Regions from separate parts of the Mus musculus genome. Here regions 2, 3 and 4 are each linked to region 1. A link is a loop called in an ENCODE intact Hi-C map of the cell type or tissue named here. Cell type or tissue: left cerebral cortex. All regions are shown on one strand. Region 1 overlaps Madd (MAP-kinase activating death domain). Region 2 overlaps Ckap5 (cytoskeleton associated protein 5). Region 3 overlaps Ckap5 (cytoskeleton associated protein 5). Region 4 overlaps Fnbp4 (formin binding protein 4).

What was found. Peaks named below come from ENCODE experiments on the same cell type or tissue, not always from the same donor. Only the 100,000 strongest peaks of a DNase experiment are listed, where the experiment ranks them.
Region 2: a loop joins it to region 1, with 2.9 times the contacts of the local background. A loop is called at or near these places in 4 of 42 quality-filtered maps.
Region 3: a loop joins it to region 1, with 3 times the contacts of the local background. A loop is called at or near these places in 4 of 42 quality-filtered maps.
Region 4: a loop joins it to region 1, with 3 times the contacts of the local background. A loop is called at or near these places in 2 of 42 quality-filtered maps.

The regions. Positions count from the first base shown.
Region 1 is chr2:91,156,370-91,164,369 of GRCm38, reverse strand. Madd (MAP-kinase activating death domain) reads left to right here. Exons shown (of 35, transcript NM_001177720.1): 15 at 769-871; 16 at 1,457-1,643; 17 at 1,738-1,888; 18 at 2,136-2,342; 19 at 4,000-4,053; 20 at 5,065-5,165; 21 at 5,882-5,965; 22 at 6,227-6,385. Among named protein-coding and RNA genes, the nearest start is that of Madd, 19 kb to the left of the region's middle. In left cerebral cortex, no CTCF peak of the experiment used is centred here; a DNase peak (open chromatin) is centred at 4,404.
Region 2 is chr2:91,560,229-91,568,228 of GRCm38, reverse strand. It overlaps Ckap5 (cytoskeleton associated protein 5), which reads right to left. Exons shown (of 44, transcript NM_001165989.2): 9 at 7,318-7,422; 10 at 5,386-5,475; 11 at 5,116-5,280; 12 at 3,781-3,909; 13 at 2,426-2,608; 14 at 1-92. Among named protein-coding and RNA genes, the nearest start is that of Snord67, 32 kb to the left of the region's middle. In left cerebral cortex, no CTCF peak of the experiment used is centred here; no DNase peak of the experiment used is centred here.
Region 3 is chr2:91,577,047-91,585,046 of GRCm38, reverse strand. Ckap5 (cytoskeleton associated protein 5) reads right to left here. Exons shown (of 44, transcript NM_001165989.2): 21 at 7,344-7,483; 22 at 6,838-7,012; 23 at 5,511-5,624; 24 at 3,809-3,937. Among named protein-coding and RNA genes, the nearest start is that of Snord67, 15 kb to the left of the region's middle. In left cerebral cortex, no CTCF peak of the experiment used is centred here; DNase peaks (open chromatin) are centred at 2,860, 3,090 and 3,937; H3K4me3 peaks cover 746 bases; H3K27ac peaks cover 2,283 bases.
Region 4 is chr2:90,763,901-90,771,900 of GRCm38, reverse strand. It overlaps Fnbp4 (formin binding protein 4), which reads right to left. Exons shown (of 17, transcript NM_018828.3): 10 at 5,967-6,071; 11 at 4,360-4,493; 12 at 3,201-3,385. Among named protein-coding and RNA genes, the nearest start is that of Agbl2, 15 kb to the left of the region's middle. In left cerebral cortex, no CTCF peak of the experiment used is centred here; a DNase peak (open chromatin) is centred at 3,339.

The DNA.
Region 1 (8,000 bases):
CATCTGCAAGATGTCTCTCCTTGTGGTTACCCACAGGCCCTCAGGATCCCTGTGCTAGATATTCCACAAAACAAGCGTTCCCTCTTTCATGCATGTGCCTGTTTAGTATCTGTGTCATTTGCCTTGCCCCTGGCTTTGAGAGGCCCCAGGCCTAAGAATGTTCTTTCTTAGAGCCATGGTTATCTCCTGGTCACTTGGCTTCCAGCTTTGACGTGCCCAAGAATCAAGGTTCTACGCACTTTCCAGGCTTTGAGAGAGTGCTCAGATGGTCTGACTTACTGTTCCAACAATGGGTAGAGGGTTTCAAGTATTGTGGTGCACCTACTAATTGTGTATTTTTGTCCCAGTATTTGGGCTAAATACTCTAATGGAGATTGTTACTGAAGCCGGCCCTGGGAGTGGTGAAGGTGGGTCTTCCCCGTGAGCTGTGCATGGCCTTTTTGTTTTTTCCTAGCAACTTCTCTGCCTGCCTGAGGGCCATCCTCCTCATGGAGCAAGCAATGTCACACGAGTGACCTGCCTTGCATATCCCCCACGACACCCATGCAGCCCATGGGGCATGCTGCTGGTGCATGTGGAGTGGCCTCATCTCCGTCCCTATCTCCTGCACATTGCCATGGCTGCTTTCTACCTTTGTGTGATGTTCTGATATCACCCTGCCCAGCCCAGCTGGAGAATGGGTGTGGACTATGGCAACCCAGGGGTATGATAACGTGAACCCCCCAGACTATGCCAAAGATGTGTCTCAATTCTACCTTCCCAATTTAGGAAATAGGAGGGCCTTAGTGGACCAGAAGTCATCTGTCATTAAACACAGCCCAACCGTGAAAAGAGAACCTTCATCCCCACAGGGCCGGTCGAGCAACTCTAGGTAATAAATGGCGGTTCACTGGTTTGTTTGTTCCTTGAGGCAGAGTCTCATTATCTCCTACAATGCTTCCCTTAAACTCAGTATGTAGTTGAGGATGAACTTGAACTGATCTCTACTTCCATTCCCAAGTGCTGGGGTTACAGGCATGCACCCTGCACTTAACTGGCAGAACGGTTTGAAAGTTCTCACATAGAGGGAATGACTCCTGATTTTTATTTTTATTTTATTTTATTTTATTTTATTTTATTTTATTTTATTTTTGAGGAATGTTCAAGATTGGGAGAGTAGCTCTCAAGATAGTAGATTTAATCAATTTTCAGTCATCACTTCCCCATTTTTAGCCAGTCCCCAGGCAGCAGTTTATGATGTGGTTTTTGGTGTGGAGAAAGGGAAACTTCAGGAGTGTGGGAAGTTGTCAAACGAGATCCTGGGGGTTGGGAGCCGGGGATGGGTTGTGGTGGTCATGAGCGTCTGGAGACTCAGCTTTGTGCTTTTCCCTGGGATGTATCTTGTCTGGTGAAGAGGGGGGTGTGGTTGCTCTGCCAAGGATCAGATGACCACAGAAGTGGTTTGTGGACCCTGTAGCGAGAACCAGCAGTTCCTGAAGGAAGTAGTCCATAGTGTGCTGGACGGCCAGGGAGTGGGCTGGCTCAATATGAAGAAGGTACGCCGGCTCCTGGAGAGTGAGCAGCTTAGAGTCTTTGTACTGAGCAAGCTGAATCGCGCAGTGCAGTCAGAGGATGACGCCCGGCAGGATGTCATCCAAGACGTGGTAAGCGTCTGGGCAAGGGATTGGGATCAGCTGGGCAGAAGAGTGTGGATGTTAGAGAGAGGTTGCTAGCTCTAGGTCCTGGCTCTTGTTGCAGGAGATCAGCCGGAAGGTGTACAAGGGGATGCTAGACCTCCTCAAGTGCACAGTCCTCAGCCTCGAGCAGTCCTATGCCCACGCAGGTCTGGGTGGTATGGCCAGCATCTTTGGGCTTTTGGAGATTGCCCAGACCCACTACTATAGTAAAGGTAGGGGCGTACCTGCTGTCTCCCTGTCAGGCTTCCCAGTGCCACTCCGCTCTGTCACACGTTGGCATTTTGATTTATATGTAAGAAACATAATTCCTACCATGCAAACCAAGGCCTTAGCTGTGCTTCCCTCCGTTTGCTAACTCTGCCCCACATCCTCCTGTACCCCCCCCCAATCTCAATTTTCTGACCTGATTCCTACTTGATATCTCTTTTAATCACTTTTTGTATTTGTTCCTTTCCTCAGAACCAGACAAACGGAAGAGAAGTCCGACAGAGAATGTAAATACCCCAGTTGGCAAGGATCCTGGTCTGGCTGGGCGGGGGGACCCAAAGGCAATGGCCCAGCTAAGGGTCCCTCAACTGGGCCCTCGGGCACCAAGTGCTACAGGAAAGGGTCCTAAAGAACTGGATACCAGAAGTTTAAAGGAAGAGAATTTTGTAGCATCTGTTGGTATGTATTATTTTGTTTGATATGCCAAAATGGGCCTGGCTTCTTAACTATCCCTCCATTCTCTCAGTTCACCCAGAACCCTGACTTTCTCTTCCCCATGCTTGCTTTTTAGAGAGGGAGATAGGTCTTTGTCCACTTCCAGGAGCATTTTCTTACCCGCATCTGGTCTTCCTGCTCGCTCATAGCCGCCTCACCAGCATCTTTGAAGAACAATGGAAGTTTGCTTAGAGACCCATGGGATGCAGTGCAGGGAGTCTGAGCTGTATTCTCAATCCCTTTTTAATTTGCATCTGAATTTCTTTACATAGAGAAAACACGTTCCTGGAAACTGTTAGGAAATATATAGATACATCTTTGGGATGTAAAATTATGATCATCTGGGTCTCTGCATCCAGTTTTCCCCCATCCAAGCATTACAACACTGCTCTGGGATGTATTCCGTTCTGGCATGTTTGGGTTCTAGACTCCAAAATCACAGATTTCTGAGCCAGCTCTTCTTTCTGCTTTCCACCCCAGACTTGACTGAAAACTTGCTTATGTTTGGAGTTTCTCTGTTCACACTCTGATGTCACCTGTGTTTGGTGTTTCTCGGTTCACACTCTGGTGTCACCTATGTGGCTCACTCCTACTTGACTGTGAGTCATCTAGGCTGCTTTCCTGTGGATGCTGACCCCTGGTCTCTATGCTCTGCTTTCAGCTGGTGCTTCTTTGCCATGACCTCTAACCATTGTCCTAAGTTTTCAGAGGAATGAAGCAGCTCTCTTCTTGGGGCATCTCCGGTTCTCTGGTTGGCAAATATTCTCCTAGAAGCTGTAGTAAAACCTGGCTTTCTCCTGCCTGATACGATGCCCTAGAAAAATATTGATCTGTTGTCCTGAAAGTCTTGACTCTACTTGGGCAGATCACTTCACTATTAGACTCTCTGTCGCCTCATCTAGAGAATGAAGAGATTACACTAAGTAAACTCTGAAGTTCTTCCAGGAAAAAAAAAAGTGCTCTGATTGGTATTTCCTGTGATTTGTATTACTGAGAAGTTAGTCTTGACCATTTTCCGCTCTCTGTTACTTCTGTTGGAAGCGTGTTTTCCTAGATACTGACTACAAATGGGTCTCTTAGCTGAGAAGGCAATAGTTCCAAAGGTAAATTTGGTTTTTTGGTGGCAACAGGAGGGATGCTAACTGAAAGCTTGGCCTCGGTCCAGTCCAGGAGTCAAGCAGATTTCTGCTCATGCCTCTGAAATTCTTGGCCTGCTTGTCCCGATTGTCTCTCTTATCTGTAATTTGTAAGCGTGGCCGTTGCTCAGCTTATTTGGCAGAGAGATCACAGTGTGGTAGAAGTCAAATGATCTGTCTCCAGCCTATTTAGGGCCCAGTTTCTCATACAAAATACAAGGGTCTCATGAAGAACCCTTCCAGCTTAAAAATTCTGTAGTGTTTACATTGGGAGTAGGACTAGAAATTTAGAGGCTTCAGTTCATGACTTCAGGGGCAAAAACTGGATTTTTGATTCCTCAACCCTACCCAAATTAAGATATCTTGGTATCTCTTAGCCAATAATGCTGTGTCTGAAACGGAATGAGCATGGGCGGGGTGATTCCTGTCCTTTGACAAGTCTGACTTTCTGTCTTTCTCTCCTGCTTGCATTGCATCTGGGGTAGAATTGTGGAACAAGCACCAGGAAGTGAAAAAGCAAAAGGCTTTGGAAAAACAGAGTAAGGAATGAATGCCCCTTCCTGTCCCCCAGTCTCCCATACCTGCCAACTTCCCAGGCCCAAATTGGGGCAGGCTCCCTTTGTCAGCCCCACTCCAAATTTGTTCTTGGGTGGTATTTGGAGGAAGAGTTGAAAAGACAGGTCAGAGACTTCCTGGGGGAGGGCGGTGCTGCATTTGGATTGAAAGCAGGTAGGCGGTGTGTGACTCCTAGGTGTATGGTGTGTAAGCTACTCCTTGCCCTCCCTTCATTAGCAATCAGGCGTCTACTGAGTAAAAGACCCAGATCTTGGTTTTCTCTTGCTCTGTAGCTGGTGGGGAGAACTTCTGCAGAATGCAGCGTCCCTCTGTGACTGATACCTCCCTCACTGTTAGGCCTGTGGGCGCAGTTGGCAGAGATGGTTGCTGTCCCTCTGTGTTGAGTCTGTAGCTTCCCAGCTCTCTCTAGTGGCTTGCCTAGGCACACTTTCTTGCTTTCTGTTGTTCTGTCCTTCTGCCATACCATCCTGGGTGGGTGAGTTAAATAGGGGCTTTTGGGTTTTGTTTTTTTGTTTTTGTTTTTGTTTTTGGTCTCAGATGTAGATGGTGTAGGGTGGGGGAGAGATGACCATGGAAACAGTGTTTCCTTCTTTCTTTTGGCCTAATCTTTTCTGGCCTCCTTTAGACACATTTGTCAGGAGTCACTGAGCTTCTGAGGATACTTTAATGGTCTGCTTCAGGCACAGGTGAAACTCTAACTTGGGTGCCATGGAATGGGGTTTGTTTGTAGAATGTTTTATCTTAGGATGATTTGCTCGGAATTTTCTCAGGGTGAGAAGATGGCTGCAGAGACCCTTGGCCAGGTCTAATGTACTAATTGGTTCTTATGGTTTCTGGGACCTCTTCTCGTGGGTCCCAGTGGTGGGGAGGGGGATTCGATGACTAGGGGTGGAGCAGGCTCTGCTGCTGGCCCACTCCTTCACCAGCCTGCCCCAGCTTCTCTGTGCTGAATAACACAAGTCTTCCCTACTCAGGGCCAGAGGGCATCAAGCCTGTCTTTGACCTGGGTGAGACAGAGGAGAAAAAGTCCCAGATGAGCGCAGACAGTGGTGTGAGCCTGACATCTGCCTCCCAGGTTTGTAAGAGCCTTCCTGAAGATTGCCAGGAGTAAATTACTGTCTCAAAGTAAGACACACACACAAACACATACACAAATACAAACACACATACAAACACACACACACATTTTGGCAGTGGGAATTAAATTCAGGGTATACATTCGAGATAAAGACTACCACTAAGTTATACCATTAATCCTCAAAATACTTTTATAGTTAAAAAGGAAACAATCTCAAATATAACCAATAATAAGGAATACTTAAATAGTCATGAAATGTAATACTACAATTTACTGTGTTTTTAAAAATTTAGCAACACAGTATAACTGTGTGTGTGTGTGTGTGTGTGTGTGTGTGTGTGTGTGTGTATGATACATCTATGAGAGGGAGGGTCTTACTAGTCTAGCCCTGGCCGGCCAAGAATTGTAGTCCCAGCTGCCTTTGAACTCACAGAGATCATCCCACCTCTGTCTCCCAAGTGCTGAAATTAAAAGTGTGTGCTACTCTGTCCATCTTCAATTTAGTTTTTAAATATATCTAGAAAAGACTAAAAGACTATCAGGAAATATACTAAAAGTAGAGGTTAATGTGGGCAGTACACTTATTCTTTTGTTTTCTATAATGGGTATTTATTTAATGTGTTATTTTATTTATGTCAGTTCACATAACCCATTTAAAAAAATTATTTGCTCAGGATTTCTCTAGAACTAGGTGTGTCTTCGTGTTATTTCAGAGGACTGATCAAGACTCTGTCATCGGTGTGAGTCCAGCTGTTATGATCCGAAGCTCAAGTCAGGATTCTGAAGTTAGCACCGTGGTAGGGGAATACCACATTGGCCTCTTTGTGGGTGGGGTGTGGCCTTCTCCCTGGAAGGGCTCCTTCCCTTTGATCTGCTCTTAGTCTCAGATCAGCTTGATCCTCATGGGTGTGTGGACGCAGGATGTCACTCATTTTATAAAGAAGTGTATGGGAAAGCTGACACACCTCTAAAATGATTCTTTTCCTAGCAGTCAGGGTTCTAGCTGGCTTTGGGAATCCTTCTCTGGGACTGTCCTTACTGCCTTTTGTCTTTCCCAGGTGAGTAATAGTTCCGGAGAGACCCTTGGAGCTGACAGTGACCTGAGCAGCAATGCAGGTGACGGGCCAGGAGGCGAAGGCAGCGCCCACCTGGCAAGTTCCCGGGCCACTCTGTCCGACAGTGAAATCGAAACCAATTCTGCTACAAGCGCCATCTTTGTAAGCTCTATATACTAACAAAAGAACATTTCTTTAATGGAAGAGGAAAGTGGTTTAGAGACAACAAGAAGGAAAAGGTGGGGCTGGAGGTGTAATTCAGAGGCCGAGCACCCTTGTGCAGGCGCTTGGTCCTGCGGAGGAAAGGGGAGCCTTCCCATAGTCCTGAGGAGGTCTGGCTCAGCTGGGTGGCTCTTTTCTCTCTCTCTCTTTCCAACTGTCTGCTGTTCTGTTTCCTTCCTCCCTCCTTCCCTCCCTCCTCCCTCCCTCCCTCCCTCCCTTTTTTCCTTCCTCCCTTCCTCCCTCCCTCCCTCCCTTTTTTCCTTCCTTTTCCTTTTCCTCTTTTTTGAGACAGTCTCACTGTGTAACCCAGGCTGCTCTCAAGCTTGTGGCCCCTCTGTTTTCGTCTCCCAAGTGCTGGGATTACAAGTGTGTACTGCCACACCCAAATGACATAAATCCTCGAGCTCTCACTTCTCCCGTCTGCTCTGCAGTGAATGCCTGCTTCTTTAGGCAGCGTTATCTGCTTTGATCCCTGAGCCGCCTTTTTAAGACGGCAGTGGGTATTTTCCACAACAGCTTTTCAGTCCTTTTGTCTAGAGAGGACAGTGGAAGATAGGATTCCAATGAAGTCATTTTCTTACTACTGGTGCTCATCTGTCTCTAGGTCCTTCTATATGTCTGTTCCTAGAAGAGCCAATGGAGACAGAGTTAAAAATTAGCAGGGTCATTCAAGTTAGGGCCTGACTCATACTGAGTCTACACAGACTGTTTTAATAAGAGTATTTGAGAAGTCCTTCCAGCTGGGTGTGGTGGCTCATGCCTGATATCCTTCTCAGGGGCTGAGGTAGAAGGATCTTAAGTTTGAGGCCAGCCTGCTACATGGTAAGACCTGGTCAAAAGGGGTGGGGCCCAGGAAGATGTCCCAGCAAGTAAAGGCTTTTGCCCTCAAACTTTGACAACCTGAGTTCCATCCTTGGAACTACATGGTCAAAGGAGAAAACCAACTCCTAAAAGGTGTTTTCTGGCCTACACTTGTATGCATAACCACAACCTGCACATTACCCCCAGGACACGTGTACAAATGAATAAATGTTACTTTAAAAAGTCTTTTGAGGGCTGAAGAGAGGCCTCAGCGGTTAAGAGCACTAACCACTCTTCCAGAGGTCCTGAGTTCAATTCCCAGCAACTACATGGTAGCTCACAACCATCTGTAATGGGATCTGACACCCTCTTCTGGTGTGTCTGAAGACAGCTACAGTGTAGTATACTCATATAAAAAAATTAATAATAATAATAGTAGTCTCTTGAAACCTTTTTAAAAATCCCTTCATTGTTGGGGCTGGAGAGATGGGCTTAAGAGCACGGACTGCTCTTCCAGAGGTCCTGAGTTCAATTCCCAGCAACCACATGGTGGCTCACAACCGTCTGTAATGGGGTCTGATGCCCTCTTCATCAACAGTGTACTCACATATGTGTAAAATAAATCTTAAAAAAGAAATCCCTTCATTGTGCTTTGACTCTGGATGTTGACAAATACAAGGTCATCCCTGTAAGATGCTGGTGACCGTGTGTTACCTTCCCTGGCTCTCCTCACCACACAGCCCTAACTGTCCTG
Region 2 (8,000 bases), 400 kb before region 1:
TCTTTGGTCTCCAATCCTTTCTTATTCTTTGTCCCGGCACTTGCTGAGCCACCTGGTGCAGTTGTTTTACCTTTCTTAGATGGTCCACCAGCCTAAAAGAAAAATTTAAAACCACAAACTACTTACAATTTTATAAAAGCAATTTTTGTTTTGTTTTTACATATTTTGACTCTTAAAGATCTTATTAAAATGATATCACCTTAAAAGTAAACAAAAGTTTATTGTCCACAGAATTACCACAACATTGACCATCCATGGAATATTTGGCTAATTTGCAGGCTGCATATTAAAATTTTTGTTAATAAAACAATCGAAAACATGTAGCTGAGCAGGTACTAGGCAGAGAGGCAGAGAGGCAGAGAGGTAGAGACAGAGGGTCTGTGAGTTTAAGGTCAGCCTGGTCTACCCAAAAGAGTTTCAGGACAGCTAGGGCTACCCAGAGAAACCTCATCCCCCACAAACCAAACAACAACAACAACAAGATCCTGAGTGCAATTCCCAGTAACCATCTATAATGACATCTGATCCCCTTTTCAGGAATGCAGATATACACGAAGATAGAGCATTTGTGTATATATAAAATACATAAAAAATAATAAAACAAATGAAATAAAAATGATGAACTGGGGTCTAGCTGGAGAGATGGCTTAGTGCTTAAAAGCATTTGCTCCTCTTAAAGAGGACTGTTTCTCAGTTCCAAACAACCATATCAGAAGGATAATTGTCTCAAACTTCTGAACACCATTCTGGCCTCCATAGACAACCACCACCTCACATGCATACATAAAGTCTTTATAAAAAATAAACTGGAGCCTAGCAGTGGTGACACATTCCTTTAATCCTAGCACTCATGAGGCAAAGGCAGGATCTCTGAATTAGAGGACAGCATGGTGTACAGAGTTTCAAGACAACCAAGACTACTAGACAAAGAAGCCCTGTCTTGAAAAACAAAAATCTGGAGGGGTCAGGCACAGAAATACATGCTTTAATTCCAGCATTCAGGATGAGGCAGAGGGAGACTCAGTTGGATCTCTAAGTTGTAGGTCAGCCTAGTCTACATAGTTCCAGGACATTCAGGGCTATATAAAGAGACCCTGTCTCAAACAATGACAACAACAAAAAAAAAACCATCTGGAATTATACTATATTTACAGATTAATTTGAGATTAAAAGTTGGGTCTTCATTGCCTCTAATAGCACTATTTTTAAATCTTTATATTTATCGCTATTGTTCGTATGGGTGTACACCCACTCCAGAGCTCATGTGTGGAAGTCAGGCAACAAGCTTTGAGGGCCTGATTCTCTTCTTTCACCATGGGATCTAAGCACTGACCTCAGGTCACCAATACTGATGGCAAACATCTCTGATCTTTTATTCTGGGGGCTGAAGGATCATGGGATGGAGCAGACAGACACACTATTTGAAGGTCAGATGAAGACTTGAAGAATCAAGTTTTCCTTCCTTGGAGAGGAAGTCTTTATTTTCATCACATATGTCCTGGTGATCAGGTCATCAACCTTGGCTATGTAAATGAGCTATCTCTATAGTCTAAGCTGTAAACTTAAAAAAAGAAGTGATTAAAATGTTTACCGTTTTTTTAAAAAAAATAAGGCATGTTACTACTATTTTTATTCCTAGTCAGATATTTACTCTTCTTGTTTTGTTTAGGTGTTTTTTGTTTTTCTGTTTTTTTCGAGACAGGGTTTCTCTGTGTAGCCCTGCCTGTCCTAGAACTCACTTTATAGACCAGGCTGGCCTCGAACTAAGAAACCCACCTGCTTTTGCCTCCCAAGTGCTGGGATCAAAGGTGTGCGCCACCACTGCCTGGCAGTTTAGGTATTTTTGAGACACATTTCTGTGGAGCCTTGGCTGTTCTGGAACTCACCCCATAGACCAGGTTGGCTCCCAAGGGCTGGGATTAATGGCATGTACCATCACTACCTTGCTCTTAGTCATAGTTTTAAAGAAAAAAAATTACATTATTAACGTAGAGTGTGGGTGTATCCTTGTTCATTAATTTTTTTCTCCTTCCATCGTGTGAATATGAGAGATTGAATTCTGGTTATCAGACTTGGAGCAAGCTCTTTTATCCACTAAGTCAACTTGCCACCTTATAGGCAGGTTATAAAGAAAAAGTGTAGTTATAATACTATGTCTTTATTAAGATTTGCCATGTAGCCAAGGAATCCATTTCTCAAATTAAGACATATTGGAAGAATACCATGAATATGAAACCTAGTCTCTTATCTTACTAAATTCTAATTTTTAAGCCATCTTTTAAGCCAAGTGTGGTAGCACACATCAGCAACTCCAGCACTTGGGAGATTGAAGTACAAGGATGACTGATTTCAAAGCATCCTAGGCTACATAGCAAGCTTCAGACCAGCATGGATTACGAAGTAAGACCTTGTCACAAATATTAACCTTAGCAGTAGGTGTTTTTTTTAACGGTCCTGGTTTGGGTCCTGAAACATCTTTTGTGTCTTTGTCCCCTGCAGCCCCTGATGCTGCAGCCCTTCCAGGTAGAGGCTTGGATTCCTTCTTTTCAGTTGCAAGTCCAGATTTTTTACCATGAACCAGTTCTACTTTTTCTGAACATTCTTTGATCTAGAGAAAGCAATATGAATATCATTATATTCCAATAACTTTAAAACATAACCATTACATTATTACTTAGAAGTCATTAAGCCACAACCATACCAAAAAAAAAAATCAGAAAATATTGTTGGTTTTTTTTGTAATTCTTATCTGTAATTTTCTTGGCAGTGCATATATGTGTTTTATTTTTTCATAAAGTAAAATTACAAAAGTACCTAAACAGCCATGATTTTGATGAAAGATATTTACACTAAAGAAAGACATTTCTGTATTACATTCTCTATAGATTAGTTATTCAGTGTTGGTTAGGTTATAATTGGAAAGATATTTTTACTATTGTATCACTGTAACTAAGATTAAAATGTCAACAAATTTGTTCTGAAATGTCATTAGAGAATAAACTGAAGAACTGATGTCAATTATCAGTGGTTTTTGTTTTGTTTTGTTTTTGTTTTTTTAGTAATACAGAAAGGACAAAATTAGTAACAAAAAATGCCCAGGGAGCACCCTCCAGAACTAATTTCAAATACATGCACATGTTTGGGACAGAAATTTTTTTTTCCCTACAGAAACAGGCAAGCATGAACCAAGCTTGGTGGTACATGCCTTTACTTCTAGCACTTGGGAGGGAGGCAGGGGTATACAGATCTCTGAGTTCGAGGCTAGCCTGGTATACAGAGCGAATTCTAGAACAGGCAGAGCTACTTGAGAAACCCAGTCTTGAAATTGTTTAACAAACAAAAAACCCACAATAACAACAAAAAAAGAAACTAGCAATAAATAAACAAAAATTCACAAAATCATGTTAAGTACTACTCTGAAATTTTATTATCTTTTACTTTTTGATGGATTCATATATAAATACACACACTCACACACATACAGTATATTGTAATTACTGGCATACTTATCTACTCTTAACTTTCTCTCATCCGTATTACTCACCCTCTTCCATACATGCACCCTTTTCAACATTCATGCCTTTCTGTACTGTTCTGTGACATACTGAATTTAACCAGGGTCATGAAACTGTCCACTAGAACATGGTGGCTCATCACTGAGGGCAACTGAATTCAGTGTCTGTCACCTCTTCAGAATCTATCATTATACAACAGTTCAACAGAGAGGGATAAGGTAGGTTTGCAAAATGCAATGCAAAGAGACAACCATTACTAACTTACCCTATCAAGTTTGAGTTTGTCAACATCAGCTAAAAATGGGTTTACTGATTTCTCACCAACCACCTTCAAAGCTGTACCCAGTGCTTCAAATGCAGCATCTCTGACTTCAGGAGCAGAATCATTGATGTGCTACACAGAAGTAAATGATGTTTAATACAATGAACTCTATAGTTACTACGACTTTTATTCAGAACTATAGTTGCTGGGTGAGAATTTTCCCGTTATAATTTACTGAGGTTTACTGCAAGCTTTTCTTTTGCCAATTAACAGTTAATCTTCCACATTTTTTTCTGGATTTCAGAAATCTTTAGTTAATTTACCTAGTTAACTAACTCAAATAATAATTTAGTTATTCACCAAGTAAATGTCAATTTTTTGTTTTTGTTTTTCGAGACAGGGTTTCTCTGTATAGCCCTGGCTGTCCTGGAACTCACTCTGTAGACCAGGCTGGCCTCGAATTCAGAAATCCACCTTTCTCTGCCTCCCAAGTGCTGGGACTAAAGGCATACGCCACCACGCCTGGCACTGTAAATGTCATTTTTTAAATGTAAATTACTTTCTTTGATGTATAAGAATGTTTTGTATGCATGTATGCATGTGTACCATGTGCATGCCTGGTCCCCACAGAGGTCTCAGAAGAGGGAGCTGGAGCCCTGAGAACTAAAGTCACAGATGATTGTGAACCACCATGGAGGTGCCAGGAACCATGCCTGGATTCTTTACAAGAGCAGCTCTTAACTGCTGAGCTATTTCTCCATCCTCTGTAAGTGCTTTAAACATTGTTTACATATATACACACACGCTATGTGTACATTTATGCATATATGAATGTCTCTTCCTTCACCTTTAAAGGAGATCTGGGGAATTAACTTAGGTTACTATGTGGCCAGTCTTCACCCTCTGAGCCATCTTGCCAACTCACCATGTTTTCTTTTCCTTTTACCTTTTATCTAAAATGCCCTATTCCCAATGACCTTCACACACTCTAGTTTGATGCTTATTCTTGGCGAACCTGTTATCCTTCAAAGGTAGAACATGACAGCTACATATCTTGGGTTCAGAGTGTTTGTTCATTTAAAGATCACAATCTATAGCATTAAAGTCATTATATATAACTAGTAGAAAAAATATATAGCCGGGCGTGGTGGCGCACGCCTTTAATCCCAGCACTCGGGAGGCAGAGGCAGGCGGATTTCTGAGTTCGAGGCCAGCCTGGTCTACAAAGTGAGCTCCAGGACAGCCAGGGCTACACAGAGAAACCCTGTCTCGAAAAAACAACAACAACAACAACAACAACAACAACAAAAAATATATAAATAAACTACCCCCAATTACCTTAAGTAGAGCAGCACAAAAGGGTTTTAGTAGACTCTTCGGCAATGTAGAGGAAGTGCAGTGACGAAAGCTTCTTGCAATAAAAAGTGATGTCTGCTGCTTGATGGTGGGATTTTTATTATCCATTACTGCTAAGACATCCTCACTGATGTTCTGTAGTGTGGTCTTTAGAAGAAAATGGCAATGAGCTTTTTCAACTTTAAATTGTCAAATTATTACAGTGACAACATGTATTAAGACAAAACCGAAAGTTCCATGCCATCAACTTACAGTGAGGAAGATTGCATCAATTGCCTCCTGCAGGGCTTGTACCACTTGAGGCTTCTTTTCTTTGAATTTTTCCAAAATTGTTGGCACAACCTGTAAAAGATGAACAGCTACACTAATACTCTAACAAGTATACACGAAGTACTGTAGGGGACAGCGAGACAAGATAGCTTAGCAGTTTAAGAACACATGCTGCTCATGAACAGGACCCGTTTGGTTCCCAGCACCCACATCATAGCTCACAGCTATCCTTAACTACAGTTCCAGGAGTTATAATGCTCTCTCTGACCTCCACAGGCACCAGGTACTCGTGTGGTACACAGACATACACGCAGTCAAAACACTCATACACATATAAGTAATATTAAAAAGCAAGAATGAAGTCCTAATATACACTATAGTATAGCTGATTCAAAATTTTCAAAATTAAGCTAAGTGAAAGCAAGCCAGTCACGGATGACCACACATTCTAATAGTCCATTTATATGGAATATTCCCCACAGGAGTAGGAAGTGCTCTTAACTGCCCTGCCATTTGTCTGACAATTTATTACATATAATTTTTTTGTTTTTTTGTTTTTTCGAGACAGGGTTTCTCTGTATAGCCCTGGCTGTCCTGGAGCTCACTTTGTAGACCAGGCTGGCCTCGAACTCAGAAATCCGCCTGCCTCTGCCTCCCGAGTGCTGGGATTAAAGGCATGCGGCACCACACCCGGCTTACATATAATTTTTAAAAAGGAAAAAAAATCCCAAATTAAGCAGATAGAACCATCTTAGCTAGACAGTAAGTTAAACAGAACCAGTAAAAACTCAGGCTAGAAGGGAAGGCAATCAATCACTCAACCATTGCTTAGCAAATTAATGTCAATTTTAAAAGTAGTTTTCAGTCGGGAGCCAGGGATACAGAGACTTCATCCCACCCTTGCCTCCCCAGAAATAGTTTTTTTCATTTGCTTGGTTCTTTTTGTTTTTTAAGACAGGATTCTCTGTGTAGCCCTGGCTGCCCTGAAACTTACTCTGAAGATCAGGTTAGCTTGAAATTCAGAGATCTGCCTCAGAATTTCAAACTGGGATTAAAGATGTGCACCACCACAAACAGCTAGGACTTTATTTTATTTCCATAATAATAGGCAGCACAAGTCATTTTTATTTGTTAGTATCTACTTTAGTTTTAGTTCTCAGAAACTATCTTTAATACATGAATTAGCAGTCTCCAGTAAGGCTACATATTAACAATAAAACCGACAACTGCTAAAATTTCAGAATGATAACTCATTTTAGGTAATTCAGAGGCTACCAATACCTGTCATAGTTAAAGAAAACATCTCAATTTATTAAACTCTATTACTAAACTTGATTGATACCTAATTTATGGTTTACTATAAACATTTTCCCCCTAGGGTCAAAGTGGTTGGAAAGACAACCCAGGACTTTATGCATGCTAAGTAGATGTTTCCACTAGAGCAATAATGCAAAACCCCACAGGTTTTACAATTTTATTTCAACTACATGTATTTCATATTTATAAAAGCAAAGAAGGATATACTAAGTAAATAATAAGCAAACAAGTCAACTAAGTACTTCAGGCCAAGTGTCTAATTTTTACACAAGTCTTGGGAAGAGCTAGACTGAAAATATATATGAAACCAGTGAGGTGTTTACTTCGTCCAACACAAAGATTTTTGGTTTTGTTTTTTCAAGACAGGGTTTCTCTGTGTAGCCCTGGCTGTCCTAGAACTCACTCTGTAGACCAGGCTGGCCTCGAACTCAGAAATCCACCTGTCTCTGCCTCCCATGTGCTGGGATTAATGGCATGCGCCACCCCCGCCTGGCCAACACAAAGATCTATGCCAAGAGCTGTTTTAAAATATAAAACAAACTAGCCTACCATTTCTGATAATTTTTCAGACTTACATCTAAATAGAATATTACTTACATGTCCTGCATATTGTCCAAATTTCTTTCTGAGCCCAACAGCTAAGCCAGTAAGACATTTTGCTGCCAAAGCTACCAACATGACATTGGTGTCCTTTCCAACAACCTGTAAAGGTGAAAAACAAAAGAAAAGTCATAACCCGGTAGAGAAAGGGGTACTAGAAATGAAAATATATCTTCAAAATAACTCTTCAAAAAATATTATACCAATAGGTAACCAGTTTTATTTCTTACAAAAGAAGAAAATCTTAATAATTATGAATTTATAAGCCTCCACTATGTGGTACTCTTGCTGCTGTTGTTGTTGAAGGGAGAGAAGGAAAAGAAAGAAACAAAAAAGAGTGAGAAGGGCATACTGAGTGGGGATGCAGCTCAGTGGTAAAGTGCTTACCCAGCACATACTGAGGCTCTGGAATAAAACCTAGCATCAAGAAACACAAAAGGAAAAACCAACATAACAAATCCTTGACCCTCCCTAGGGACACATGGCTGCCTGTACTGCACAATGTACAGAGAAGCTGGAGGTCTATTGTCGTTACTTTGGAACAGAAAAACCAAACAAACATATTTCCAAAGGACACAGGGCAACAGCTCTGCTGTAAATTTACACCATACAAGCATTAATACAAACTGCTGTGGTTATCGCAAACCTCACTGTGACCATTCCTATATAAGCCATTTAGT
Region 3 (8,000 bases), 420 kb before region 1:
CAGTTGACTAGTTTTTACTTAACCAATTCTGATTCTTGTGTAATGATACCCTACTGTAGTTTTTCTTTTTTTTTTTTTTTTTTTTTTCCCTTTTTTTGTTAATAGCCCATGTTCCCTTAAGCTGATAGCACTCTTCCTGAATCCTGGTCTGTATATACCACCATGCTCAATCTCAGGTCAATTTTTTTGTTTGTTTGGTTTTTGTTTTTTCGAGACAGGGTTTCTCTGTGTAGCCCTGGCTGTCCTGGAACTCACTCTGTAGACCAGGCTGGCCTCGAACTCAGAAATCTGCCTGCCTCTGCCTCCCGAGTGCTGGGATTAAAGGCATGTGCCACCATGCCCAGCTAATTTTAGGTCCATTTTAACATAACATTTTTATGACAAGTAATAGTATTATTCTCAAGAACTTATTTGCTTAAAAAAATGTCTGTAATGTGTTTTGTCATTTTCAAATTAGGTTTCCTTTACTGTTCAGAATCTGCTACTCTTAGGAGTTCCATAAGTAACCTAGGCTGACCTCTTAACTCATAATTTCTCTGCCTCAGCCTCTTGAATGTTGGAATTACAGAAATGTATAGCCACACTCAGTTTGCTATTTAGTTTTAAGGTCTTTATCCTAGATATTCTTTACTGGAGTTTGCAAATATTTTTCCCAATCTTATGACCGCTCTTTGAGTGTCTTTTGCAGAGTAAGGTTATTTACAAACATTTTCTGCAGTATAGGCAAATATGTTGACTTTGTATCTTTCAAACTTAGTGAACTCACTGATTAAATAGGAAATTATTTGTAGATTTCTTGGTTTTACGACTAAAGAGTTATGTTATCTGCATACAGCATATGGGATGGTATTACTATTTTTCTTTTTTGGAGACTGAGTTTCTCTTTGTATCCCTCACTGTCCTGGAATTCACTCTGCAGGCTGGCTGGGGACTCAGAGTTTTAAAGGATGTGTGCCACCACATCCAGCCTCATGTAGCTAATTTTTAATTACTAACAAGCTGAGAATTTTCACCATGAGTATTATATTTTAACAAATGACTATTTAAAAATCAGTTGATACAATCACATGAAGTTTCTTCTATAGTCTGTTGGCACAAAGGAATACATTGATTTCTGAATGCTGAACTCTATTTTTATAATCTGATTAAAATCTGATTTGCCATTTAAGGGCTCAAAAAAAAAAAAAAAAAAAAAAACCCAAACAGAAAACTATATACTATGCAAACACACAAAAAAGGGAATCCTTTAAGAAGTTTTTTGTTTAACAAAAAGAAAAAAAAGAGCAGGGCAGTGGTAGCGCACGCCTTTAATCCCAGCACTTGGGAGGCTGAGGCAGGAGGATTTCTGAGTTTGAAGCCAGCCTGGTCTACAGAATAAGTTCCAGGACATCCAGGGCTACACAGAGAAACCCTGTCTCGAAATACCAAAAAAAAAAAAAAAAAAAAAAAAAAGAAAAAAAGAAAAGAAAAGAAGAGAGAGAGAAAAGTAGGTTTTTTTTGTTTTTCTATTTTCTTAAAAGGGAAATAATCATTTTGTTTCATGGTGTAAGACAACAGTCAATTATAGTGGAGACATTCTGGCAGCAGAAACTTGAGACAAATGATCACATTTTATCCTAAGGAAGAAAACAGAGAGCCATAAAGTGTTTAGCTCCCTTTCTAACTCTTATTCAGTCCAGGATTCCAACCTATTGGAAGGCAACTGGCCAAACTGCCCCATGTTTAACTAATGTAGATAACAGTGCCCCATACACGTGCCCAGAGGCTTGGCTACTAGGGTGATTCTGGATCCTTTGAAGAAGCCAATTTTGTTTTTGCCTGGTAATCAGGAGTCAGACAAAAAAAACCTTCATAATTATAATTAGTTCACAACTTACCCTACGTTAGGGATGAGAGAAAAAACTAGCTTTCAGGAAAGAGCTGAGAATCTACTCATAGAAAAAAATATAAAAACATATCTAATGGGAGTAAAGAAAAATCTTATTTCTCTAACCAAATCCTTACCTCAAGAACACTTTATTTCATAATTTCAAACTTAAATAGCACTTAACCTTTACTGACCATATCATTCTTAAATTAGGCACTCCTTTAATCCTGTCACTTGGGAAGCACAGGCAGGTAGTAGTGTTTGAAGCCAGCCCCTGGTCTACACAGTAAGTTCCAGGACAGCCTGAGCTACACAGAGAAACCCTTCGTCCAGCGAGGGAAAATCTTATTCATGTCTTTTGTGCTAATATTAAATTCAAGAGCAGATTACATATTGTATTAATATTTATGCATGTCTTATAATTTATCATTATTCACTTTCTTAAACAAAGCAGGTTTTAAAGATTAAGGGCTTCTCTGCACTGTTACTCAAAATTTTGTGTCTCTAGTTTAGTGGCTACTTAAAATTTTAAATTATTTATTTTGTGATATTATAATTTCATGATTTCTCTTCTCTTTCCTCCCTCCAAGTCCTCTTATGCTCCTCTCCTTCACCTTTTCCATTAATTATTGTTACATACACAGACATAGGCACACAGACACAGACAGACACACATGTATGTGTGCGTGGGTGTGCATGCTCATTTGTTTACACATATGTAGAGGAATTTTAATTTATAACATGACTGCTCTGGTAAGAGATCACATCCAAAGATCTTCTAGGAATCCCAGGATATAGATATCTGAGATCAAGGCAGCTTCTACTTCTCAAATGCCAAGCTTAGAAACATGCTCAGTTTTACAAAGTACTGGGTTCCACTTTAGGCTTTATTTAGACAGACACTAACAACTACGTTTTGTTCCAGCCAAAAGTGTTACTATTAATGAAACAAGTTGGACTGAATTTGAGAGGCGGAGGCAGGCAACCACGAGTTCAAGACCAGCCTCAGCCAGATTCAAGTTAGACGTCACAATGGACAATTTGAGACCCTATCTCAACTCTCCTACTGCACCCCATTCCTGAAAGAAAAAAAAAGTAACAAAAAGCAGGGTGGAGAGAGGGCTCAGTCAGCCAGAAAAGAGCTTATCCCACAAACATTAAGACCTGAGATTAGATCCCTAGCCGCCATCTAAAAGTTATGTACTGTGGTCCATATTTATAACAGAGCTGGGGGCGGACAGGAGGATCTCTGAAATCGCTAGTCTGGCTGAATCTGTGAGCTACAGATCAGAAAGGACCCATCTAAAAAAAAACAAGAAGGAAGGCCAGTTGTGGTGCATTTTTTTAACCCTAGCATTCAAGGCACAGAGGCAAAAAAGTTCTCTGTGGTCTTAATCCCAGCCCTCAGGGTGGTGTGGAGGCGATATTAAAATGGGACAGTGACTGCTGGCCTTCATATGCTCATGTACTCACAAGGAAAATTAATGAAAAACAAAACAAAAACACAAAAATAGAAAGCTCTAGGAATTTGGTATCATTTTACTTATTGTTATAAATTTATGTTTCAGTTTTTTTTCTTTTGGGAAACTGTTTTCATGCTAGTCTGCAATTCATTATGTAAAACAAGCTGGCTTCAAACCTTTGCTGATCCTCCTTGCCTTAGCCTTCAAAGAAACAGGATTATAGATGTAACCCACCAAATTTGTTAAGCTGGGCATGGTAGAACACACCTTTAATCTCAGCAGAGCAGAGGTAGACAAAACTCTTAAGGTTCGAGGTCAGCCTGGTCTACACAGTGAGTACCAGGACAGCCAGGGCTAAATTATATAGAGAGGCGCTATCTCAACTACTCCCCCCTTCCCATGCATACATAGTTATTATAGAGGCCATCTAAGGAAGTAAAAGGTATCAGTAAAACATATGATTCTTTATGGTACTAACCTCTTGCCTCAGGAAGGGATTTTCCTTTTTAAGTTCTTCAGAAAGATCTTCTCCCTCCAGCCATTCTTTCATGCCAGTTTGTTCTGCCCAAGCATTCACAGTTGCTAGGGCAGCAGCTCGAACATTGTTCTGAATTGAGAAGAGAATTGGCAAAAATAACAAGTACAGTTGGAGGGAGGGTGAGTGTGAACAGAGGCTTCCCTTGTTAAGGCCCCATGGACATAATTAAACCATCTTCTCTGAAACAGAAACTGGTGCTATGGTTCTTCTAAAGACTTCAAAAGAAGGTGGAAATATAAAACACTAAATTAGAAAAAAAAATCTTATACTCAATTAGGTAAAATAATAATCTAGGTAAATAGTATAAGGATAATAAATAGATTTTGCTTTATGAATCCATGGGAACTTTTATGATGTTATAAGCTAAAGAATGAAATTCTATGTTAGAGGCTCAAATTGTTAAGAATTAAGCAAACAACTTGAATATGTTTAAATATTGACTTCCATTCACAGAGTATAAAGATTTATGAAAAGACTCAATTTTTCAAATTAAGTCAATAACTCAATAACACAAAAGTAAAGAAACATTAAAATATTTACCCTATGGCAAATATTTAAATAAAAAGTTGCAGCCTTCAATGATACTTCAATGACTTCTGAGATGATCCAATTATTAGCACCTAACTGAAGTACTAGAAAAGCATGTTGTAGTAGTTCAGGGTGGGACGATGTAGAATATTATTTCAAGATCTAAACTTTATATTTAATGATGTATTTATTCATTATGTCAAAACTTTAAGCCAGTTGTGGTGGCACACGCCTTTAATGCCAGTGCCTGGGAGAGAGAAGCAGGTGAATCTCTTGAGCTAAGTGTGGTCTACACACAGATTTCCAGGACAGGCAACTTTAAATAAGAAACCTCTTCTCAAACCAAACCAAACCAACCAAAGAAATACTAAAAACAAAACCTTAATGACATTATAATCCTAAATAGCAATCATTTATTGAATGTATATTATATGAAACAGGTACATTAAGATGTATCTTAATAAAAATGATTGTTTCAACTAAATAATCAATATGTTGATTATTAAAAAGTATTTCGGGCTGGAGAGATGGTTCAGCAGTTAAGAGCACTGACTGTTCTTCCAGAGGTCCTGAGTTCAATTCCCAGCAACCACATGGTAGTTCACAACCATCTGTAATGGGATCCAATACCCTCTTCCTGTGTGTTTGAAGACAGCTACAGTGTGCTCATATACATAAAATAAATAAATCTCTTTGTTTGTTTGTTTTGGTTTTTCGAAACAGGGTTTCTCTGTGTAGCCCTGGCTGTCCTGGAACTCACTTTGTAAACCAGGCTGGCCTCGAACTCAGAAATCCGCCTGCTTCTGCCTCCCAGGTGCTGGGATTAAAGGCGTGTGCCACCACGCCCAGCTAAATAAATCTTTTTTTAAAATATGTTTCAATTCTTTAAGAAAGAAATTTCATAAAGATACTAAACCTAGAGTATGTAACTATTTAAGGATCACAAACTAAATAATGGTACATCTAGTCATCATATCAATTCTGCCAGGAAGGTAACAGTATCTATCTTTATAATATTTTAAGCAATTATGTGAACTCTAAAACAGAGTTAGTTACCCCAAGAATGCGGCTGCCTTAGTGTAGAATGGACTATGTTGGAAAGAGGCTTCTTTACCTTGCTATCTCCGAGAACAGTAATGACAGGGATGCCCAGGTTCTTTACATGCTGCCTGATGTTTGCACCCATGGCTACTGCCAGTTGCTGAAGGATATTCAGTGTCTGCTGCACCTGAGTACAAACATCCAACACAGGTTCAAACTGTAATTAAACTTGCACAAAGTTTTACAATTGCTATTATGTGGTCAATATTACAGACTTCTGAACTACTTAAAAGATACTATGATAGTATTTTAACACGGAACTATAAATAAGTTAGCCTCTTATTGGGTATTGCACTTGTGTGTACATACCCACACTCAAAACACATATACACATACAAAATTCTTTCTTCTTTTCTTTCTTTTTGAGATAGGGTCTTACTATGCAACCCTGGCTGGCCAGGATGGCCTGGAACTCACAGAGACCCACCTGTCTCTGTCTCCTAAGTGCTGGGACTAAAGGCATGCTCTACCATGACTGACAAAAAAATAAAAATCTTTCAAAAAACTACAGTACTAGAATTTTACTTTATGGTTTAAAAATATTGACATAAAAATAAAATATAAAAGTTAGAGCCAGCAAGATGGCATTGTGGGTAAAGGTGCTTGTGGTGGGCAAAGGTACTTGTGATCAAGGCTGACAATCGGAGTTTAATCCCAGAACCTTTGTATGGTGGAAGGAGAGAACTGGCCTAACAAAATGTTCTCTGACTTCTATATTCACCCTCTTTCTCTCATATAAATGAACAAATAAACTTATGCTTTCTTAAAAAACTAAAAATTAAAAATAGAGCATGTCTATAATCCCAGCATTGGGGAGGACGATGAAAGAGTAGCTTGAGAGTACAACATTATTGAGTTCAAGGCCAGCCTTCACTACACAATGGATCTCTATCTTAAAATTAAATGAAAAAATTGAAAATGGAAATCAGGCATATATACATATAAAATAGTTCTACATAAATATATTTAGTAAGGGACCCCTACAAGAAATAAACTCTTAAGCTATTCATGGTGGAGCACACCTTTGATTCTAGTGCCTGGGAGGTAGAGACAGGTGGATCTCGATGAGTTTGAGGCCAGCCTGGTCTACAAGAGCAAGTTCCAGGACCACCAATGCTATGCAGAGAAACCTCGTCTTGAACCCCCTCACCACCCCTCAAAGCCCTGACATTTATAAATCTTGTATCTTGAGACACATATAAGAAACATAAGGAATCTTTCTGTAATTGAAAACAAATTAACATGAACACTCATTTTTGCTAGTGAAAGTCACAATGAAAATGAACCTTCTATAGCAGCAGGGAAAGGAAAGAGAAAGAAAAGGCACATGGTCCACATACCAAGATTTTGTTTGAATCATTCAGTCGACCCTTCAAGGCAGTTGGAAGTTCACCTATATTTGGTTGGATAAATTTTGCTTCATTGATAATACCTGCCACTTCATCTAGGCCTTCTTTCCTGATCTTCCAATTCTTGTCACCAATCTTAGACACCAACTCTGAAGTAATTTTGTCACTGAAAAACAGAAGGCATAATTCTAATTCTATATTCCTAAAAGATAATGGTACCCAAACTCCCTTTACTGAATTAATAAAAGGTCAAGATTTTAAGAATATGATACTGCACAATTGTCTACTTGGCAATCAGGAAGCTAAGACAGGAAGACAGTGGGTTCAAGGCCAGCCTATACTATATAGTAAAAACCCTAGTCTCAAACAAAACAGCTGGCCATAGTGGCACATGCCTTTAATCCCATCACTCTGAGGCAGACTGTCTCAAACAAACACCTAAACCCAAATATCCAAATAACATAAAGAATAAAGTAATTTCTCAGGATAAAACCTACCTGATCTCAATCCTCGGCAAAAGATCAACAACATCATTGCCCCCTTCACCTGGTTCCTCTCCATCTTCTCCTTCATCTGTAGCACTTGTGCTGTGCTTAGCAATTCCCCTCGTTGGAGCGGGAGGACTTTGTCCCTGCATCTACACACACAAGAATGAAACTAATGAAGCTGAAGAACGGCAGCAAAGAGTCTAGAGAAGGCGCCTATGTAAAAGGTTCTTATTTTTTCATAATATTTGTTTGTTTTGGCTGTCCTGGGAATAGAACACAGGATCTTATGCATGCTACCAAGTGTTCAACCACTGAATTTCATTCAAACTCATAAAATATTTAGACAATATTGTAATATATACTTTAGTTGCTAGCTAGATCCTAATTGAGACAAAAGCGCAAGTTATTTTTTATGAAGATGATTAGAATTTGACTTCCCAGTCACAAAATTGTCTTTTGACTTATATTTCCAAAACAAAAGAAAGCAAGATGTGAACACTTAGCATATTCAGTCAGAGCTATTCAAGAAGACCTACCCTTTTTGTTTTTAGTCATAATTAAAAAGCAAACAACAACAACAAAAAACCAGTAAAGTTACATTTCAGGCAAGTGTGATAGTATACCAGTCTAATCCCAGCATTCAAGAGGCAGGAGGCAGGGGACCTG
Region 4 (8,000 bases), 390 kb after region 1:
ATATTAATATATTATCATATTTATAACCTTAGAAGGGAAAGCTATTGGTTTTAAATCTTTTTGGCCTTGATATAAAATTGGATTTTATTTAGACTAAGTCCACCAGGAATGTTGAAGTCAGTTTTATCAATGGTTTCCTTCTAGTTTCAACTTTTATTGTAAGAATGGCTTTCAGGTAAGAATGGCTCGAGGTTTACCTTTTACCATACAGCATCAACTGTGTCATCAAAACGATAAAACAGCTTAATGCTCGACATTAAAGCATTAAATAAACACACACTGTTAATTGTACAGTATCAACTAGAGGATATATAAAAACAAGACATCATAGGCGAGAATCCCACTTGGTGGTGTGTACCTGTAATCTCTGCACCTAAGAAGTGGAGGCAGAAGGATCATGAGTTCAAGGTCACCCTTTTCTTATCTGTGTAGGAAGTTTGAGAAGAATCTGGGGTCTGTCTCAAAAAACTAAGATAGTGGAGTGGTCAGGAATGGAATCACCAAAAATCAAGCCTCAGTTCATTATCTACTAAATAAACAAAAAATAAGTCCTAACTTATTAGAAATACTGTCACTCACTGCAAAAGTCAACTTCTGAAATGAGATACAGAGTAAAACTCCGTCTTTTTACTAAACTCTAAAATTACTATAATCTCTGAATTTTAATTTTAGTTTAACTGATGTTATATTAGGCTACTTAATGATGTTAGCAAGATCATTTGTGATATGACTGCAAACTTTTTGACAGGAGCGAGGAACAAAGCACTTTGTGTGTGCTGGAAATCTGTGTGTGTGAATAGGGGTGGGGGTAGGTGTGGGGTGGTGTTCCACCAGGCTATCCTCAAATTTGAAATCTTCCTGCCTCCGTCTCTTATGTGCTGATAAAATGACCTATGTGACCACCATACTGACTAAGTCAATTATAAGTTTTGAGTCCTTTCTTAGCGGGCAGACCATGATTAGCCTGTATCTCTGGAAAGTGGCCTTGTGTCAAAGATCAGGGGTACAGCATTTTTAAAGACAAAGTCACAATTATATCCATGCTCCAGGAGGTTACATTAGTGAAAGACTCAGAATAAAGCCTAGTAACATCTGCTTTCTTTGCAAGGCTCACAGCATTTTCCAGCCACTGCAATGATATGTCTGAACAATGGCCAAGGTCACAGACAGGCCCAGAAGGGTCACCAAGGTGAATGTGGTACTGGGCATGGAAGGCTGAGTAGTGGCTAAGCAGGCACAAAATACTGCTGGGGCAGAATGGCAGTACCTCATTCATTTTACTGAAACAAGCCGTGTGTGTGTGTGTGTGTGTGTGTATATATATATATATGTATATGTATATGTATATGTGTGTGTATATATATATATATATACGTGTGTGTGTATGTATATGTGTATGTATGTGTATGTATATATATACCAATAATCTTGTCTTCAAGTGTCACTTTAACAAACAGCTAATAGTCTTTTTGTGGGGTGGGGTGGGGGGACAGACAGGGGACGACAGGGTCTTGCCACAAGTCTCCTGGCAACATCAGACATAATCACAGGAGGTCCAGACAGGAAAATCTCTTGTTTAAGGCCAAAATCTGGGTTATAGAGTAGCATCTTGTCAAAAACAACCTAAGCAGTGGTAGGAACATGTGCTAATCCTGGGTTTACTTCCCAGTACCACTTACAAAACAGAAAAGACGGAAGAGAGGAAGGTAAGAAGGAGAGAAAACAAAAAAGACTTGGCAAAAAATTTATTTTCTTTTATAAATTGTCAAACTATGTGACTTCTGAGCAGCTGACTTGATCTCAGGATAGACTAAGGAGCCCACTTACTTATTTCAGTGAGTGGGGAGGCTCCCTGGAGAGATAGCTAATACCCCTGGATATTTTTCCAGATGAACTGTGGCACCCACTCCACATCTTACAATCACCTGCAGATTCTGAGGTAGTCTGGCTTGCAGCTCTTCTGGCCTTTGAGGTGCCAAGCACCAAGCACACACACTGTATATGGTGCAAGCATGACAATCTGAGTTCAATCAGTACCAACCATGTTTTACAAACAACAAACAATCTGGATGTGGCCACAGTCTACCCACCACTTGGGAGGCAGAGTAGATGAATCCTGAGTTGGAGGACAGCCTGGCCCATATAGCAAGTACCAGATCACTGACACAGTGAGACCCTGTCTTAAAAAGTGAGAGAGGCATGTGTGGTGCCTGCTTGGAATTTCAGCAGAATTGAAGCACAGAAGGTGGACCACGTCCAGATCAGTAAACTTAACCTCATCAAGCAATTCCAGGTCTCAGTGAGAGAGCCTTTCAAAAAGCGTGTCTGGCTTCAGGAGTGAGATATAAAGCTGGTAGGTCTCTGCTTGGGCATTCTCAGATGGGGGGCGGGGGGGGGGGTGTCGGATCATAAAACCATTACAATTCCCCTAGGACTATCTTAAATGGGAAGTTTTACCCATTTCTGATCAGATTATCTAAAAATACCACTGACAAACTTAAATCCCATTGACTGCTAGAATAGATTCTACTTCTATAGCTTTTCTGCCTATCATTTTGATTTATACTTAATACTTAGAAGACTAGTGAAAGTCAGAAATGAGGCCAAAATATCAAGTTGTATAAAATGAAAAACCATCCTCATTTTTACTTCACAGATCTGGAAATTCCAAAACTTAGTCCTCGCATAGCCATTCCTGTCTTTCTCTGTTACATGAAAGAAGTATGGTTATCTTTTTTTTTTTTTTCCATTTTAAAATTTTTTATGAGTTCACATGAGAGGAGGGCATCGGATTCTATTACCGATGGTTGTGAGCCACCATGTGGCTGTTGGGAACTGAACTCAGGACCTGTGAGAGAGCATCCAGTGCTCTTAACCACTGAGCCATCTCTCCAGCCCTATGAATTATTTTTGTTTGATACATAAAATTTGTACTTACTAACAGAGTACACAAAACATGTATTAATTAATATTCAGTGCATGAAATATTTTAAGATCAAAAGGTAGCATTTTATTTTTTTACTTTGATGGCAGACTGATACATTGACTTAATTCCTTTTAGCAAACTCGTGTGTTGTCACAGTTTAAGTTGGACTTCAATTAGCATGTTATTCCTATGCTATAAGTTGTCCTATAATAAAAAAACTGATGTTCTTTTCTCTAAAGCTATTGTTCTACTAGAACAGAATAAACTGTCTTACCTGTCGGGTTCTCAGAGGATTCTGTAGAGTTTGGATCAGTGCAGGTTTTGTCCTTCACGGTCAGCTTAGGCAGACTCTCATCTCTAACTTCCTTTGTTTGGCTTTCTTCCTCCTCCTCACCATCTGGGAATTCCCATTGAGACTCGCCCGACTGTTCGTTTACATAGAAATATCGTCTATGATCCCTAAATCACAAGAAAGAAAACCCATGTTTTAAAATCTGTTCTCCTACAGAGACACTTCCACTGGGTCCTGTCCCAGGACAGCAAGCAGTCTGCTCTCACAGGGACGAACCTCTTCTTATGGACTGCTATTCACAAAGGCCACAAAGAGCTTTGACAATTGTGGATGGAGAACCCAGGATAACTCAAAGCTATTTGCACTGCCAGCAGCTCTGTGAATACAGCCCTTAGCCCTCTCCAACAGATGACTTAGAAATCATTTGTTTTGTTTGTTTGGTCTTTTTTTTTTGCCAATGTAAAACCGGGTTTCAAGTGTCATTAATGAAGGGACTCAGTTGCCTAGAACACTAATTTCCCTTCCAAAGAAGAGAACATCGAAGTGAAAGGTGACTCTTCCCCTCTTGGACCGTGGAATTCATTTCAAATTCTTGATATCAAACACAGTGAAAGCTAAAGAGAGGGAGAGGATCTGGGAGCTGAAAAATAAAAGAGCAAAGATTTCAAATAACGAAAAAAAAAAAATCAAGAAAAGCCAAATATAAAAAGAAATGTTTTCATCTGACCTGCTGGCAGAGGATAGTAATCTTGTTCTTCATTCACTTCTGCAGTCACGAAGTTTTCCTTAACTTCACCGAGGTTAATCAGGAGTAGTTGCTTCCAGAGGTCCTGTAAAGCGCACAGAGCTCTCGCATGCGCTTAACCCCCAAGCCCGCCCTACTCCGTGCAACACTCTGGAGAGTAAAAACCGGCTTTGTCCAATCTTGGGAAAAAATCTGTTACATGGAACACTTTTAAACACTGCTTTTTGTTTTCCGAATGTGTGGCTGGCCAAGATCTGCTTGCAGGCTTTGCCTGCCCAGCACCATAACTGCAGCTGCCCAGTCTCCAGCCAGGCTGTCATGGCGTCGGTGGTGGTGATCACAAATCATGTCTGAGATGTCAAAGGTGAAAGGTAAGAAGGGGAGAAGAGTGCGTACCTGTCCCAGTGGCAGGACCAGCCTTTAGGAGTGGCGTTTATTTCATACTGTTTTAGCTGTTCTGCAGCATCCTGAAGCTTTCGTTTTAGGTAATTTCCATTGAGAGCCCCTTCCCGCCAGTCTGCAATTCGAGTCTAGAATCAATAGAGAATTAATTAGAACTTATGCCAGGGATTAAGACTGTATCACGTTAGGCAGTGGTGGTGCACACCTTTGATCCCAGCACTCGGGAGGCAGAGGCAGGCCGATTTCTGAGTTCGAGGCCAGCCTGGTCTACAGGGTGAGTTCTAGGACAGCCAGGGCTACACAGAGAGACCCTGTCTTGACAAAACAAAACAAAAAAAGACTGTATCACTATGCTCTAATGGAAGATATCATCTTAATTAAAATGTATGTCTATTAAGGTGGTATTTGCTTTGATTAGTAAAGTGTTACTACTACCTGGGGCTGACAGTTCAAATATGAAACCAAAGTTAAAACTGCAAAACATATCTTTAAAAAAAACAATTATTTAAAGGCAGGAGTGGTGGTACACGCCTTTAATCCCAGCAGAGGCAGGAGGATCTCTGAGTTTGAGCAACTATACATCAACCTCCAGGGCTGCCAGGACTGCATAGACTCTTTACGAAGCACTCCCCCACAAAATGATGTTATTATTACTGTCTTGCATGTCTTTTGTGTGAGTATATGATGTGCTCTGAGTAGAGGTTCAAGGACAACTCTGTAGAGTTGGTTCTCCCACCTTCTGGGTTCTGGGAATCAAATGACAGTCATGTAGTTTTAGCGCTAGCATTTAGGCCCACTGCCAACATCTCAATTCACTCTGTACATCAGGTTAGCCTCAGACTCCGACATCCACCTGCTCCCACCTTCTGGGTGCTAGGACTGAAGGTACACACCAAAACTACGTAGTTTACAAAATGTACTCTCAATACAGAATGCCATTTATGGGCTATGAAGATAGCTTGGTTATTAAAGTGCTTGCCACAAGTACCAGGACAGGAGTTAAGATCCCCAGACCCGAAATAAAAGCCAGGCAAACGCCATGGTTCCCCTGTAATCACAACACTCAGAAAGTAGAGACAGGGAACACCTGGAGCAGTTGGCCAGATGAAGCAGCTATACTGGCAAGCTCTGGATTCAATGAGACAGCGGGTGCCTCAGCAAATAAAGTGAATTGCAACAGAGAACAATTCAGTCTGAGCCACTACATGCATGCATGCACAAATACATAAACACATATACAGGAGCACCACTTATACATGAAAACAAAACAAGTGCTGTCAAGAGAGCTGGCTTGGCAGTAACCCCAAGTCTGGTTCCCAGCACCCATGACAGGTAGCTCACAAATGCCTTTACCTCCAGGTCAGGGGACCTGGCATTGTCTGCTGGCCTCTGTAGGTATCTGAACACATATGGCACACAGACACATGAATAAAATAAAACTTCTATAAAATTAAGTAAGTTTTTAATCTCAGCACATTGGAGACAGAGCCAGGAGGATTTTTGATGCTCTGTATAGTAAGCTCTAGGCCAACCACGGCTACAAGTAAATCAAAAATAAGACAACAACAAAATGCCATGCACACCCAAACCAGCTGCATTACCTCAGTCTGTAAGAGCAGCATGTGAAAGTTGGAGATGGACTGCCTATTAATCCCTAGGAATTCAAATTTACTTGTCAGGGTATTTGCCAGTTCTCCAATCTGAAACTGTAACAGAGAACAGAAAAATTAAACCCAGAACTCCAGCACTCCTTCCTATACTATGCATAGTCTCCCATTTATTATTACTGGTAGTAGGATTTATTGTCTACAGACAGATGATTGTAACTAGTTATGTTTAGGCCTCTAATTTATAAAAAAAAAAAATCACATAAAAGAATGGATAAAATGTTTTTTGGTTGCTGGGATTTGAACTTCGGACCTTTGGAAGAGCAGTCGGGGGCTCTTACCCACTGAGCCATCTCACCAGCCCTAAAATGTTTATTTATGTACGCACACATGGATTTCAACAGCGGAACAAAGATCCTAATCCTAAACAATCAAATTTACACAAAGTGGTGGTTTTGAGAGGGTGGAATAATAAGGAGTAAAAACTTTCATCCATAAAACTGGGAATCTAATGTACAGCATGGAGACTATAATTAATAATACCATATTGTAGGAGCTGGAGAGATGGCTTAGCAGTTAAGAGCACTTTTCGTTTGTTTACCACAAGACTCCTGGAGACTGGAGCCAGGACATGAGACTTGTAAGCCCACGTCTTTAGCCAGTGAGTCAACTTGTCTGTCTCCATACCAGAGTGTTCCAATGACAGCTTAGGTACAAGAAGGAAAAATCACTATGTGAGTGGCTGGAGAGATGGCTCAGCGGTTAAGAGCACTGGTTGCTCTTCCAGAGGTCCTGAGCTCAAATCCCAGCAACCACATGGTGGCTCAGAACCATCTGTAATGGAATCTGACGCCCTCTTTTGGTGTGTGTGAAGAGTGTTAACTCTGTACTCTTAACCAATCAATCAATCTACAAAAACCAACCCAACCATACTGTACAGGTGAAATTTGTTCAGATCAAATATTCTAACACCTCTACACAAAGAAAGTACGGTAACAACTTATTAGCGGGCTCTGTAATAATATCAGTATCTCTCTATATTTTATATCTATATAGAGATAAAGCAAACCATCTAAATGGGACACATGGCAAATGTGTCAATTATACCTCAAAGAGCTGCATGAAGGACATCTTAATTGATATTCTACTATCACCTACTAGCCCCATGCAGAAGCCTTAAAATTCCCCTTCCCAGGACTGCCAGGGCTATACAGAGAAACCCTGTTTCGAAAAACCAAAATAAATAAATAAATAAATAAATAAATAATCCCCTTCCACTCCTTCTACATGGCTGCATAAAACACTAGTGATCAAACATCTTTAAAAATACTATGCTACAGGGTTTTTGTTTTTTTTTTTTAACACAACAAATTAAATTTAAAGAGCCACATTGAGCCAACCAGACTAAAAATTTTAATTAACGCCAGGCGGTGGTGGCAGCACTTGGGAGGCAGAGGCAGGCGGATTTCTGAGTTCGAGGCCAGCCTGGTCTACAGAGTGAGTTCCAGGACAGCCAGGGCTATACAGAGGAACCCTGTCTCAAAAAACCAAAACCAAACCAAAACAAAACAAAACAAAAAACCCAAAATTGACAAATCTGCCTATACTCAAGATGCATATACATTTTTGGTCATATTCTTCAATGCACTGTAAGCCAGGTGTGGTAGTAAAAGCCAATAATCCTCTCAAGAAGTCTAAGCTCTGGAGGAGTAAGTTCTAAGACTGCCTGAGCTAGAGAATGTCTTAAAAGAACCATTCAGGCAATCATATACATATGATATGCACAAATCCTAACATAGTGCTAGGTATTATAAGCAGCCTAGAAGGATTTAACATGTATGAAGGATGTGCATGTACAAATGCTGCTTTGCTTTACAACAAAGACCCAAACAGTTCAGATTTGATTCTATCTCATGGGATCCTGGCTATAAATCATTTGTGAACCAGAAGATTTTATTATGAGGTTACAAATGCAATTGGAAACAAATTTGTCTTTGTTTAAAGACAAGTATTTCACATAGGAACTAA